Regions from separate parts of the Homo sapiens genome. Here region 1 is linked to region 2. The links are chromatin contacts, found by Hi-C or POLR2A ChIA-PET in ENCODE. All regions are on one chromosome and are shown on one strand. The core of a region is the stretch at or near the end of the contact, and the rest is flanking DNA. Distances in the headings are between cores, read along the strand shown. Region 1 overlaps LHFPL6 (LHFPL tetraspan subfamily member 6). Region 2 overlaps LHFPL6 (LHFPL tetraspan subfamily member 6).

What was found. Hi-C counts contacts between places; a loop is a spot of excess contacts on that map. ChIA-PET counts read pairs that join two places held with the same protein, here RNA polymerase II (POLR2A). Pooled maps may share reads with other maps.
Region 1: a loop to region 2 is called in a map of PC-3, with 4 times the contacts of the local background. The contact joins two enhancer-like sites. A Hi-C loop is called at or near these places in 17 of 168 maps with a recorded cell type or tissue (IMR-90, PC-3, PC-9 and 7 more) and 5 of 50 pooled maps. POLR2A ChIA-PET finds 5 or more read pairs at or near these places in 4 of 52 experiments (AG04450, BJ, Panc1 and 1 more).

The regions. Positions count from the first base shown.
Region 1 is chr13:39,563,753-39,568,388 of GRCh38, forward strand. All of the region lies in intron 2 of LHFPL6 (LHFPL tetraspan subfamily member 6), which reads right to left. Among named protein-coding and RNA genes, the nearest start is that of LHFPL6, 37 kb to the right of the region's middle. RefSeq lists enhancers at 1-231, 232-732, 1,285-2,484. Within about 2 kb of position 1,984, at least 10 of the 41 ENCODE cell types and tissues checked have a DNase peak (open chromatin) inside an H3K27ac peak, as active enhancers do; they include PC-3, PC-9 and Panc1, where a contact is called at or near this core.
Region 2 is chr13:39,525,505-39,530,095 of GRCh38, forward strand. The region is part of intron 2 of LHFPL6 (LHFPL tetraspan subfamily member 6); the gene reads right to left. Among named protein-coding and RNA genes, the nearest start is that of LHFPL6, 75 kb to the right of the region's middle. Within about 2 kb of position 2,612, at least 7 of the 41 ENCODE cell types and tissues checked have a DNase peak (open chromatin) inside an H3K27ac peak, as active enhancers do; they include PC-3, PC-9 and Panc1, where a contact is called at or near this core.

The DNA of each region.
Region 1 (4,636 bases), core at 734-3,233, 38 kb after region 2:
TTATTATTCCTGCCAGGGTAACAGATTCTATTCATGCTTTCAGGTCATAAAGTGTACCAGCTAACTCAGGGGACTGAAAACAAAATTAAGAATGAGGTATGGCACGTTCCTTTTCTTCTCAGAGCCTCGGCTTTTTCCCCTGAAAATGAGGCTAATAGACACTATCCCCTAGGGCGGTTATGTGAGAGAATAGACACTTGTTGTATATCCCCCAAAGGTGATAAAAATGGTGTAAGTCTCCCCGTATCACGTTGAGCCCATGGTGAACACTCAGTAAACATGGACTGCTATTATCATTGCACTGGAAGGCTTCCCACCATCGAGAGTCATTAAATCCAGGAGATTGGGAGCTGTTTTCCTCTGGAGCATTTTATTTTTGTTCAAAAGAAATACAGCACAGATTTGGCCAAATCCGCAGACAAATTGTCAAGGCCAGGAATAAAGTCTGTTTAGTACACTCTGAATATAGCACCTAACACACAATTATAAATATAGAGTGCTTAATGGGGAGTATTTGATTTAAAAAATGGTAAAATCTATTGCCAAGATTAAATGAGATGACCTCTTTGGAGTCCTTCCACTAGAGGCAATAAAGAATAAAAATGAACATTAAATATGTATGTGCTCTCTATCTCAAACCCATCTGGCCTATGATATCAATACTGGGCCAGAGCAACAAATATGTGCATCTTCATATTTCTAAACTTCAAAAAATGGCCCATGCAGTACAAAACCCAAGAGCATTAAAAATGGCCTTTGACTCTGCTTGTGATGCACCACCCGTAGCCACCATACCCAGAGGTGAACTGTAGATCAAAAAGAATTACTATGGTGCCAAAGAGACTCCCATAAAATTGCACTACGCTATTATACCATTTTGGTTGCCTTTGGGAAATATGTAAGTCAAAAGTATCTAACCATGGGTAAATAAAGTCAGTTTGCACTTAAGAAAATAGAAAAGCTGATGGAAGAATTAAGTTTGCTTATTTAAGTAGCCTTTTATGTAAAAGGGTTAAGAACACTACTTCCACCTTCTGCCAATGAGCTATGTTCTTCTGAAAATTGGAGCAGTATACTAACTCTGATGTGACAAAATTTGAAAATGCTAATGGGGCAAGGTTCTGTAAACTCTGTCTCTATACCTTATTATATCTTGCTATTGTATAGTGGACATCGTTCAATAAGAAGTAAAGTAAATATAAAGGGCAACAAATCAAAGATTGTATTCTCACAGAGGAGTGGCTCTGGATGAGTGGCAATCCCAAGGCATAAACATCTCTTCTACATTCCAATGCTCTAAGAATGGAAGACCGATCTCCAAAGATCAAAATGACCATTGTTGTTTAAAAACTACCATTTGCTTAGAATAAAAAACAAACTGTCCTGAAATAAGCTTGCCATCTATATCATCTTATATCCAGGAGGACAATAAGCCAAGAAAGATAAAACAGAGAAAAAGCAGTTGAATTAGTTGAATTACAGTATATTTCATCATAGAATGATAGTGTACCCTTAAAAAAAAAAATCCAGTACAGTTCAAAGAGAACATCATTTCTAAACATTACAGGCAAAAAGAAAGGTTTTTTAAATTTCATTTTGTGTTCAAGTTTACTGCAAATTACATACGACAATACAGTTCTTAAATAGTACAAAATGAAGCTCCAACTTCAATTTTGGTGCTGTGGTTTTTATATTTGTGTAGTTGTTAAAATAAGATGGAATGTTGGCATAACTATCAGACAGCAGAAAACAAGCTGCTGAATGAGGAGGAAAGAACCAAAGAAACAGTGGAGAAGGGAATTGTAGTTTGAATGGAATTTTGGTGCAAATGGTGGCGATCTGTTGTACAGTCTGCATTAATTGGGTTATTTCTGAATGAACATTTGATTATTATAACAGAACATTCTATGTATAATCTCGTAAAACTGTAAATTCCTGGCAGAGTCACTTTGAAAGTATGAGGCTGACAAGCCCTTCTTTTGAAAAACTGAGAACTATTTGCATGAGAATTATCACTCTGAAGCAAGCAAATTCCAGTGCTGTTGACTCACTGCCTCAGCCACCTACACTGGGGCTCCCAGGCAGAATGGGTTCCAACCCACTGTACGTGGGGATTCCAGGACCCACCAGTTCACGGGAGTCACATGAGAAATAACAACAGGAAGAAACTTTGCTGCCAAATAAAAAGAGACCAAATCAACAGAAAAACAGTAAGGACATTTTGTTTTATGGTTTAATTGGATTTTTAAATTATTATGCCCTAGGATCTATCTGAAACATAGACTCAAACAAATGAAGAAAGGACTTTTAGGAACTTGAAAAACCATGTATACTTATTATGGCAAGTATGTGCCTCTCAAGTTCAACATGTCAAACACATGATTTTATCCTGTTGGAACAAAAACAGAAAAAGGAGGTAGAAGTCTTCATACAGAACTCTCAGCCCCTCATTAAGAAGTTGGAAATTGTATTTAGCTGTACAGAACAGAGGAATACATGACTGCTAATTTTCTAACTCATTCATTTTTGTTAAGTTCTAATAAGGCAACTGGATTTTTCTACTTGCTAGGCATCAAGCATCATTTTGAAATATTAATAAATCCTTAGAAAGCAGAAACCATGTCTGAATGACTCAGTATACATTGTCCGTTGTGGCATCACTTACAAAAGGTTACTGAGATTGACGAAGTAATAAATGATGAGTTCAGCTGGGCGCTGTGGCTCTCACCTGTAATCCTAACACTCTGGGAGGCTGAGACAGGTGGATCACTAGAGCCTAGGAGTTTGAGACGAGCCTAGGCAACACAGGGAGACGCGGTCTCTACAAAAAATTAGCTGGGCATGGTGGCGTGTACCTGTAGTCCCAGGTACTCAGGAGGCTGAGGTGAGAGGATCACCTGAGCCCAGGAAGTCCAGGCTGCAGTGAGCTGAGATTGCACTACTGCATTCCAACCTGGGCAACAGAGCAAGACCCTGTCTAAAAAAAAAAAAAAAAAAAAAAAAAAAAATTTGCTTTAAAGGGCATTGTAGGAAAATTGAAAGTGACCTCTACTTGGCGGAACTCCTCTAAAACCTAGGTTAAACCCCATTTCTACCACTATCTGGCTGTTAATCCTGGACAAATAATAATACTTAATTTCTCTGTGTCTTGATCTCTTCAGCCTTAAAACCAGGTTTATAATCACACATGCCTCCCAGAATAGTGAGAAAATAATGTTAAAAGCATTTAGCATGGTGCCTTTCACATAGTTAAGCACTGAATAAATGTTAGCCAGGGTTTTTTTTTTTTTTTCATTTTTGTTTTTGTTTTTTGCTAACATCAAACAACGTTACAATTATTGAAAAGGTTTTAGCATAGCTAGAGCATTCTCTGTCCCAAACACAGATCAGAAGACTCCAAAGTTCAGGCACAGAATTAAGCAGGAACACATCCTTGTTTCTTATATTCCCACTTAAAAACATTTTCAAGACAAGAGAATAATATACATTTTCAAAATTTCTTATAAAATCTCAAATTTCAAAAGAATAAAGTGACACAGAAAGCAATCAGTATTTTTTCTGATAGCCAATACATTACCAAAATTTTAAATTCTGTATTTTATCTGACTAATAAACTTACTTGCTTCATATTACGAAGACTATAAGCATAGGAAAATAGAAAATGAGCACAAAATCAAATCCGTAAGTTGAAATTATCAAGGAAGTTACAAGTAAACAATCTCTCAGAGCAAGATCTAACAGACTTTTTCCATAGAGGTCCAAATGGTCAACTTTTACGCTTTGTGGGCCACATAAGGTTTTCTTCCTCTTCTTCCTCTTCCTATTTCTCTCCCTTCCTCTCCTCTTCTACCTTTTCCTTCCTCTCCTCTTCCCTCTCCTCCTTTAACAACTCTTTGAAAACACATAAACCATTCCTAGCTCTGTGGCCAAACAAAAACAGGCTTCAGGCTGGATTTGGCCCTGGGGCATAGTTTCCTACTCTTTTTATAGAGCAGGGATGGGCAAACTACAGAACACAGGCTAAATGCTGCCCACAGCCTATTTTTGTAAATAAAGTTTTATTGGAACACAGCCATTCCCATTCATTTACAAAGTGTCTACTGCTGCTTTCCCACCCCAAAGACAGAGTTGAGCAGTTTTAACAGAGACCCTATGGCCCACGAAGCCAAAAGTATATACCATCTGGCCCTTTACAGAAAAATGTTTGCCAATCTCTGTTCTAGAGTAATGAGAATACTTTGTTACTATCACTCTTCTCTATCTCTTTCCACTACAGGAAGAACTAGAACAAGTGGTCTTAGTTACTTCATTGGGAGTTATTTTTTCTTGCCAATGTTAAATACCATAGAAACCAAACATCATAAATTTTATATGTGAAAGTGTTAGGTAGAGAAAACTTCCAGACATCCACCTGTTTCTTTAAATGAGTTGCATGTATTTTCATAGTCTTTGTAACAGCAGAGAATAGGAAATACTACTTCTTACAAAATGTTGAAAGAGAACAATATAAAGTGGAAATATCCAGAAAAAAAAAACAGAATATGATATAGAATATAAACTTAAGCAGGAAAAACACCCTTTTGTGGTATATGAATATTGGGTGAGCTTGCATGGTGCCTGAGAGAACACAGTGGCT
Region 2 (4,591 bases), core at 1,362-3,861:
AAATGTAACGTCACTCACTAATTTAAGATCAACTGCTAAAGGGTTAATGTAAATAGCATGAGGCCACTGGAAATGGAAGGTGACCAGTAAATTCACTTAAGGACCTGCATAGCCTTGCATCTTCTTTTTGACCTTGAGGAACAGTGACAATAAAAAAAAAAATACTAAGGATGGCCAAGCCAAAGAAATGTGGCCAAAAGCCATATCATGAATTCAAGGAGCTTTTCCCTTTTTTAAGCTCATCCACTAGGAAATGTTCATAACTGTATGCTGAAAACCAGTGCATGCAAAAGGCATTTATTATCAAACACAGTAAAATCATAATCCTCATAAAAAGTCTTGAGGTTACAGATAATTTTTCCTTTTTTTTTTCTTTTTTACCTAAAACTCAGTGGACAAACTAAAACTCAGAAGGTCAAAAAGAAATAATCAGTCACAGAAACAGAATGTTATCTAATAGGCACTAACCCATAACAAAAGCAACATCTTAGACAGAACCAAGTCCTCCCAGTTAAAATGAAGGCTCTCACCTTCCTCCTACTAACATTGTTTCATAATATTATTGTGTGATGGTTAGGAATAAATACATGCATTATCATATCCCCAAATAGATAGAAACCCAAAAATAATCTTGTTCAATAGACAGTAACCCTATATTGACTGATGTAAGCCCCAGGAACTTATTCACTGTTATATCCCAAGCCCCTGGTACAGGGATTAGCATACAGGGTACTCAATAAATTCTAGTTGATCTGAAACGAACTGAACTACCTTGTAAATAGTAGGCATTGATAGTAGACAGGAATGTAGATACAGATATACATGATACAGATATACATGGCAGGGGTTGGAGGGAGAAACTCGTTTTTGTACCAGAAAGAAGAAAACAAAAATCAAGCTACACTAAAAATGACACAAATACCAATGTTTTAGAAATAGATGGAGTTAACGCATAATCATGATTTTAAAATATTGCAATTGCAACCAATAACAAAAGTAAATCTACACCTAACAAAATGAAGATGCAGATAATTCACTGGACTTGCAATCTAGGTTCTTTCCACCGGTCTAGTGCTCTGATGTGTTACTCTGCATTCGGCCAGCCATTTCAAGTTAGTGTTCAGCATCAGATGGGCTGATTCCACACGACAAGGTTACAGACTAGAACAGCATCTCCTGAAGTCAAAGATTCATTCATCCTGCCGCAGCTCACTCAGCCTTCAGACACATCGAGCTACCTCCAGAGTAGGAATTATAGCTACTGACATCACGTGCAACCTCATTTTACATCTGTAATTTCGAAGGCTTTAAGTGACGCTTCACTTAGGCAGAAACTGAAATGTTGAAATGCACATCAATCTTGAATTCTGAATACCCTCAAGAATCAAACAGTAGACTCTGAGAAAACTTTGACTTGACTTACTTTTGTTCAGAAAAATCAACCTTCGAATTACATATTTATTCCAGTTTCAAAATGACATAATTAACAAGGTCAAAAATCTGTTAAATGGTACTACAGGTTTTGCACATCCTCTACTTTTAGAGAGCAGCCTTTATGACTCCGTCTCTGTAAGTGCTGGTACTTACCTTGCTCAGTGACTTCTGATACACTAAAAAAGTAAAAATCACTAGAAATTTGCATTCTAGGTTAAAGGGCGTTTATGTTTTCCTTTGTCCAGTCATAAAGATTTCTTACTGAATGATGACTGTAAGATGCTTGCATTCTCCTTCATGTCTTTTTTTCCTTAGCTGGTCCCCAACCCACCACACTTTCACATACATCCCTGAGAAAGAGGCCTTTGGCCCTCATGTGTCACCTAAGGTGATGTGCTTCAACTAACATCAAGAAAATATCATGTGATAAGCAAGGTGACCTCTGTGGACCACTAGCACAGTCCTCAGGAGAACAGACAGCTGCAGTTGGAGCTGACTTCAGGTTGATAGATTTCTGTCTCCTGTCCATCTTTGAACAACCGACAACATGGTTCCATCTGTTGTCCAGAAAAAAAAAAAAAAAGCGTTTTCTACAATCTAATGAAACCATGTCAGGTTTCAAGTCTTGCACTGAACCCAAGAACTTCCTGATATGGGAATCAAACTGAGTGTTCCTTCTGGTTATATACTCATCATTTTTTTGTTTCCTCGTTACTTAGCTTTTATAGTACCTGGGCTCCTTCTGGTTATATACTCATCATTTTTTTGTTTCCTTGTTACTTAGCTTTTACAGTTGTTTTTAACCTTCTCAAATAGACTACAAAATTGGCTGGACAAGGAAAAACTCTCATACTTCTGTTATTTTTTAATCACAGAAACTTTTCTGCATATGCCAGGGATTTAACCAAGTTGTCAGAAGTATACATTTGAGAACTTCTAGCAACTTCTATTTCTAACTTAATCTTAAATCTTTAATTTCTAAGTTAACTATGTTTCTATAAGATTCATGATCATAAAACTTTAAGCTAGAAATATGCTATTTTATCTGACCTGACTCCTAGTTTTTAGATTTGGTAGCTCATGAACTAGTACTAAATCAATATAGAATCTCATCTCCTTCCGCTTCATATGACCCTCACAAGAAGGGCTTTTGCTGGTTTTTGCTAAGAAAAGAGATCTACTGATTCACACTATGATTCATGCCAGCTCAAACAGATGGAATCTCTGGCACATTCCTCACTCTGGATCTCAGCGCCCAGGCCAGCTCCATACACACTAATATGTTCTAGTCCTCTACCGTCTCCCCAAACCAGGCTGCATCTGCCTCTGAATGGGGATGCTTACTGTCCACTCCTCAACTCTATCCTTCCTCTCCCCTCTGACTGAAAAAAAACTAGATATCTGTATTTGCACAAGCCAACTTAGAAAGAGAAATTAAAGCTCATCTAATAAGGTCCCATGGTCACCTCCTAGAGAATTTAAAAGCAGCCTGGAGACCCCAAAGAGGAACAGCAATGACAAGCTCAGCAGCATCCCAAAGAGCTCCAGTGCCAAGCTGTAGGGCATCCCTCTCTCCCAGAGGCCAGCTGCTAAAATAGGCCAGTGTCCCTGTGAATGCTTGCTCACCATAGTGCCACTTTTACAAATAAACTTCCACGTTTCCCATCTCGCTCTATGATACTAAAAATGATTTCCATTTTAGGGAAAGTGGCAGGCAAGATAAAACATAGTGGAAAATAGAATTTATGAGTTGCTTCCCGCACATCTGGGCTACAATTCTTACACTTGTCACCCCTGTTGACAAGCTTAAAATAAAACCATGATTTTTATTTTTAGGTCCCAAGATATTCTTCCAGGAATTCCCTGTAAATTCATTTTTCCCCTCTGGCAGGAAAAATTAACACAACCCAGAATGAATAATACATTTATTTATTTTGTTGCTTAGACACTTTCGAAGGAAAAAAATGTATATGGCTTGATTTTCGAAGAATTACTCTATCTTGTCAAAAGACAGAAAGATGGTTAAGGCAGTGCAAGTCAGCTTCTGTTTAAGACAGCTGGAGGGCAAGTTTACTCTTTCCCAGGACCCACTGTGCAGAGATACCACTGCCAAAAAATAATGTACAAAATTCATGCCAATTCCCTTATTTCTTTTTTTTTTCCTTCTTCTTGAGGCAGAGTCCCACTCTGTTGCCCAGGCTGGAGTGCAGTGGCATGATCTTGGCTCACTGTAACCTCCACCTCCCAGGTTCAAGTGATTCTCCTGCTTCAGTCTTCTGAGTAGCTGGGATTACAGGCACCCGCCACCATGCCTGGCTAATTTTTGTATTTTTAATAGAGACAGGGTTTCTCCATGGTGGCCAGGCTGGTCTCGAACTCCTGATCTCAGGTGATCCACCCACCTTGGCCTCCCAAAGTGCTGGGATTACAGGCATGAGCCATCACACCTGGCCCAATTCCCTTATTTCTATCTAAATATATTTAATGACAGAGATCTTGAGTGCATTTATTTAATAGATATTCATGAGTTCCTACTATGTTCAAAGTCCTAGGCAGGGGATATAAAGAAGGCTACTAATGGATGAACACCTTAGTAGGTTCATACTTAGTGTGTAAGACACTGTACTGCAAATATACAAATATGTTCTCATTTAAAGTCTACAGACACAGTAAGAGCAAAGAATAAACTTTGTTGGGCTGATTTTGTTGGATATTCTTACCTCCAACACACAAATGGGGAATCTGGGATTTAGAAAAATTAATTAACTTGCCCACTAGTAGGAGGAGATGCTTCAAAGTCTATTCTACTTGCACTTTTGCTGTTTCCAATTTACTGAGCTGTTTGTTGGGAAGCAAATAAAAAGGTTTTGGACTTGCATTTATAATCCAAAAGGAGGAAACACACGGATAAAGTAATCAACAACAACACAATGCGAAAGAAAAAAGTGATAATGTAAAAGAAGTTTTGCACGAAGTGTCAAGAAGAAAAAGGTTTTATGAAAGAGAAAATTTTATTCTGAAGTTCATCCAATGATTAATTTATCCAATCCAAAACTACAAATGGGCACTGTGTGCTTAGTTCAATGCATTGTGCATAGTAGGTACTCAGTAAATAACTGCTGAATATTGGATGAATGTGTAGGGTTCTTTGAGTGAA